Linked DNA regions of Homo sapiens: region 1 is linked to region 2. The links are chromatin contacts, found by Hi-C or POLR2A ChIA-PET in ENCODE. All regions are on one chromosome and are shown on one strand. Each heading gives the region's core, a stretch centred on a gene start or an enhancer-like site at or near the end of the contact. The rest is flanking DNA. Distances are from core to core; before and after follow the strand shown. Region 1 has its middle 18 kb from the start of LINC00544. Region 2 has its middle 14 kb from the start of LINC00297.

Region 1 (2,700 bases), core at 194-2,693, 52 kb after region 2:
CTAAAGAAATACAACATAAAGCATGCAAGGAGTCTATGCATTTCATGGCAATCTTAGCTCGTTCTGGGAAACAACTGTTGTTAGTAAAGCCTCATACGATGCATTCATTCAGCCATTCAACAAATATTAATTAGGAATTGACTTCTTCCACAGTTTGTGCTTGGTACTAGGTAAAATTAAAAAAGAAGCAGAGCCTGTAATCCTAGCACTTTGGGAAGCTGAGGCCAGGGGATCACCTGAGATTAGGAGTTCGAGACTAGCCTAGCCAACAATGCAAAACTCCATCTCCACTAAAAAAAAAATACAAAAATTGACCAGGCATGGTGGCAGGTGCCTATAATCCCAGCTACTCAGGAGGCTGAGGCAGGAGAATCACTTGAACCCTTGATGGGGTGGTGGGGGAGAGGTTGCAGTGAGCTGAGATTGCACCACTTCACTCCAGGCTGGGCGAAAGAGCAGAACTCTGTCTCAAAAAAAAAAAAAAAAAAAAAAAGCAGAGATGTTGTCTCAACCCAAGCTGGGCTGCTGAAACTGAGGACCTTACATTCCAGTGGGCAGGCACCGGGTACAGAGGTAGAGCTTGGGTTCCAGTGACAAGCCAGAAACTAGCTTGGGATGACTCTGAAGAATACCCTTACGTCAATATAGCTGGTATTGTACCAACACATTTAGGTCCAGAAATTGATTGCGCAATGGCATAACGGGGGAGATCTGCTTTAATTGCCATCAGTTCTGTTTTCAAAATATCTGGACTTTTTCTTCGGCCAAAAGCTCATGTGATCCAACAGAGTAATGCAGTCGCTTTAAAAAGCGAATGTAATTGTAAGCTCCATTAAATAAAAATACCGTGTCCAGATAATAAGTAACAGTAACACTATATGCTGGTCAGATGATAATTGGAAAATAATGTTCGCTACAAGGCATTATAATTAAGATGTCTCATTTAGAAAGGCAGGGTGGAGGTGCTGAGGGCTTTAGAAACGGTTCCTGATCTAGGCTGGCCGGAGGCTCTGAGTGTGTTTAGCTTGGAAGAGAGAAAACAAGGAACTATCTTCCTGTCTTCAAATATTGGAGGAGGTGTTGTGAGGACGAAGGAATAAATCGGTTTTATTTTAGGACAAGACAGAAGAGGAGCAAAGAGTGAGTAAATGTCAAGGGAAAGACAGAGGAAGTAAATAAGGAAGGAAGTGGCAAGGAGGTTGATTTTGAGTTCAATAGACGAAAACAACTTGCTGAAAAAAGCTTTCTAACAAACTAAAGTGCTCAGAATTGGAAATGGCACTCTCCAACAATGGAGAGGTCACTGTCACTTCTCAGAATGTAAGCTACATGGTCATTTGTCAAGGACCTTGAGTTCCAGCATCAGGTAGAATGTTAGCTGTCTAAGTTCTCATTCATCTACAGGACACGGGGCTTCTGCGATGGGCCGGGCTTGTCCTGCGGAGACTGTCGCCAAGGCAGGAAGTGGAACACAAGTACGTGGGCTCCTTGAGCAAAGTGCTGTTAAACAGATGGGACACTCTAGATGCATTAGTTAAAGCCAAGCATGTTTCTAGACACTTCTAGAGAAGGAAACTTTCCCTAACGTCACAGCGGGGTCGGGGGTAAAATGGGCGGGTCTTCGTGAGAAGTGAGCTCCTTCTATGACAGGTATGAAAGAGAAAGCTCGCTGGTTCCAGGTGACAGCTCCCATCGAAAATTCCAGGAGCTGCTCTGGAGGAAATGGTGCTGAGATTTGCAAAGGGCAAAGAACAAATGATGCAAGAGACGGAGGAAATATGGACTCGGCCCAAACACAGTCCCGTCAGGGGCCGTCTGTGGGAATGTGCCGCTGTTCTTGTGCTATTTCAGCGCAAAATATTTAGGAAATAGAGAGACACACAGAATGGCAATTCAAACTGATTCATCTACCTGATTTAAAAAAATAAAATATTGCTTCAGCTTAGTCCAAAATGTAACACATGGAGGTATAACCTTTTAGTTAAAAAATCATTCTTTTTCTTACCATACTGAGAGATCTTTGCCGGTAGAGAAAATGTCCTGTTTATTTTGGTATCCCTAGAGTTTAACATAGAGTCTACATATAGCAAAAGTTTCAATAAACATTTAGTATACCAAACAGAAATGTGATTTTTGGATGGCAGAGGGGTTGAGATATCTGGGCAAGAACAAAGTGTGATTTTCACTTTCTCTGGTCTTCTGTTGTCCCAGCAAAACCTCCCTCTGCTCCAAGGACAGCAGGATGCCCTGAGCTCTTGGTTGCAGCACAGCGTCCTCTAGCCCCCTCCATGGCACCCTCAGCTGACTTACTCACTCATGCATTCAGCAAATGTCCTTTGAGCCCCTACCATGTGCTAGGCTCCATGCCAGGGCTGGGTTATAGTGACAGAAAGACCAGTAGGATCCCTGCTTCCTGCAACTCTTCCTCTGAGTCTGCATTGGTGGGAGTGATGGCATTGGGAGTTGAGTACCTGGCATCAATTAAACAGAAAAAAAAAGTTTCTTTTAAAAATTTCCAATGGAGATGTGAAAGTATATATATATATTTTTTGAGACGGAGTTTCACTCTTGTTTCCCAGGCTGGAGTGCAGTGGTGTGATCTTGGCTCACTGTAACCTCTACCTCCTGGGTTCAAGTGATTCTCCTGCCTCAGCCTCCCAAGTCACTAGGATTACAGGTGCCCACCACTATGCCCGGCTA
Region 2 (2,700 bases), core at 142-2,641:
AATTTGGGGATTATTTTTCTATTTCTGTGAAAAACGTCATTGGAATTTTCATAAGGATTGCATTGAATCTGTAGATCACATTGGATAGTATTAACAATATGCCAACAATAGCAAGTTTAGTTTCTTATTCTGACTCCCTCTTCCATCTTGAATGGGATCATGAAAGACTCTTTGCATGCATTGGGTGTGTTTGGGGTAGTGCTGAGGTGATGTTACTCTTTAAAAGCATCCCAGTAATCCTTTTGTAAGGTTGAGAATCTCATAATTTGTAATCTTTTGAGTGTAGGTTTCCTTAGAATGAAGCATGCTTGCATCAATTCTAATCCAATCTATTGTGGTGTTTCATCATCTCCCACATCACACAGAACTGATGAGGTAACACCACATTTTACTGAGCGCATTTTTATGATACTTAATTTTCAATGGCAATTATTATAAAATCTAAATTCAAGGTCTGAGCCTAAATTTTAGGACACTTGGCACCCAATTCAATATATCAAATATTACAAAATATTTATCATATCCTCTGTAGTTGCCTCTCTTGATGCCAGGCCAGATGTCACCTTATCCATCAGAGTACACCTTGCCCCTGGGCTCACATGTGGCCTCAGACACTTTCTCAACACAGCACTTCATGCGTGCATGAAAAAATAATCAGAATTGGCGCGAAAAACCTGTTTGCCAGCTCTGGAATCTATCATTTATCAGTAAATTCCCCTGCAATTTGATCAGCTTTAGGCTGATAAGAAATCAGTGATGCAGTCATTGGTCTAGAATGCTGTGTCTGAGCCTGGCCAGAGCACATTTCTAGAAGACGGAATCAGTGTTCTTTAACCAAATGAATGTCATCATTTTATCCCTTCACTACAGGGATATCAGAGAGACGCCATAACAGGGTGGAGTCAGACACACCTGAATCAAATTCCAATCTTGCAACTTACTTGCTATATAACCCTGAACAAATTACTTAATCTCTCTCAGCTTCAGTTTCCATAGCTGCAAAATGGGGTAATAAAACCTCCTTTAGATAGTTGACATGTGGTTATAGCAGGAAATATCAACATAACGCCTAGCACATTGCAAGCATTCGATTAATGGTAGACTGTAGTTATACAATTTTCAACAGCTGTGACTAGCAGGTATTAGGTTTTCCTGTGATGGAATTTAAATAAAGACATATATTAGTCATTGAAAACATAACCTCAAGCCTCCAGTTGAAACCTATGAGGATGATGTCCATCATATAGGCAACTAAAGCAATCTCAATTGGGCTGTTTTCCCACTTTCTATCCAAAACATAGCTATTTGGACAGGATCCAAAATTAAACCCTTAGGAAGCGATGAGAAAAGCAGCCAGCTGTTGTCTGCATAACTGTGGTTAACCTCTCAGCCACGCCTCTTTGGGCATTCCTCTCCAGAGAAGCAGAAAAACATGAGACACAACAGATTCAACTGCAAAATAAGTCCTTTTGACCCAGGAGATCCTGGAGGCGGCTGACATCGCAAGCAGCCTTGCTTCCCACACAGCTGTGTCCAGGCCTGATACATTTGATAAGGAGAGCTCGTCTGCAGCATTACTACCTTCTCAGCTAAAGATGATGTAGGGAGGAAAAAAGAAGAGAAGAGGAAAACGAAAGAAAATGAGTGTCATTGTATGTAGGAAGTGTTTGTTCTAAGTGCATCGTGTGGACATCTAATGCTGCCTATCAGGTGACATCATTGATAACCATTTAGGATTCCCAGAGTATCTTTTGGCAAACTTATGTTGGGCTGTGAGGACTGGGCTGTAGCCATTTCATAAGAGCACAAAGACAACTTGATCAAAGAACATAAGCAAGAAAGAATGGAGATATTTTTTAATTTGAGTTGTTTTACTTCCTTCTGGAAGCCACTTGGAATGGACACTTCAAATCAATACAATATTGGATCAAGAAGACTGCACATTTCATCCTAAGAGTGGAATCATTCAGTGCAAAGAAATAGGCTGTGGAAAGTCCTCTCCATGGGGTGATGGAGTTGCCTTGCACTCTGTGCTTCCCTAGAACAATGAGCTTCTTCCACACACTATTGTTCTTTTTTTTTTTGTAGAGATAAGCTCTCGCTCTGACACCCAGGCTGGAGTGTGGTGGCACAATAATGGCTCATAGCTCACTGTAGCCTTGACTTCTGGGGCTCAAGTGATGCTCTCACCTCAGCCTCTTGAGTAGAGGACCAGAGGTGTATACCACCATCGTGGCTAATTTTGTTTATTTTTTGTGGAGACAAGGTCTCACTGTGTAGCCCAGGTTGATCTTAAACTCCTGAGCTCAAGCAGTCCTCCTGCCTTGGCCTCCCAAAGTGCTAAAATTATAGGCATGAGCCACCAGGCCCACCTCACACACTACTGTCCTTTTTTTTTTTTTTAAAAAAAAAAATAATGTTTTTAGAGATGGGGGTCTTGCCATGTTGCCCACACTGGCCTCGAACTTCTGGTTCAAACAATCCTCCCACCTTAGCCTCCCAAAGTACTGGGATCACAGTTGTGAGCCACTGTGCCCAGCTGAAATACTTAACAGCAATTCCTTTCCAGCTCCACTGCAACACACCCATGCATAACACCTGTGGTCCTCGAACTTTAGCAGTTACAGGAATCATCTGGAGGGCTTGTTAAAATGCACATTGCTGAGCCACACCCCTGGAGACTTCAATTCTGCAGTCTAG

What was found. A loop is a pair of places that touch in the nucleus more often than their neighbours do. ChIA-PET counts read pairs that join two places held with the same protein, here RNA polymerase II (POLR2A). Pooled maps may share reads with other maps.
Region 1: a loop to region 2 is called in a map of naive thymus-derived CD4-positive, alpha-beta T cell, with 5 times the contacts of the local background. The contact joins two enhancer-like sites. A Hi-C loop is called at or near these places in 1 of 168 maps with a recorded cell type or tissue (naive thymus-derived CD4-positive, alpha-beta T cell) and 3 of 50 pooled maps. POLR2A ChIA-PET finds 5 or more read pairs at or near these places in 7 of 52 experiments (AG04450, CD4-positive, alpha-beta memory T cell, CD8-positive, alpha-beta memory T cell and 4 more).

The regions. Positions count from the first base shown.
Region 1 is chr13:29,953,093-29,955,792 of GRCh38, forward strand. No RefSeq gene overlaps it. Among named protein-coding and RNA genes, the nearest start is that of LINC00544, 18 kb to the left of the region's middle. Within about 2 kb of position 1,444, at least 5 of the 41 ENCODE cell types and tissues checked have a DNase peak (open chromatin) inside an H3K27ac peak, as active enhancers do.
Region 2 is chr13:29,901,085-29,903,784 of GRCh38, forward strand. No RefSeq gene overlaps it. Among named protein-coding and RNA genes, the nearest start is that of LINC00297, 14 kb to the left of the region's middle. Within about 2 kb of position 1,392, at least 10 of the 41 ENCODE cell types and tissues checked have a DNase peak (open chromatin) inside an H3K27ac peak, as active enhancers do.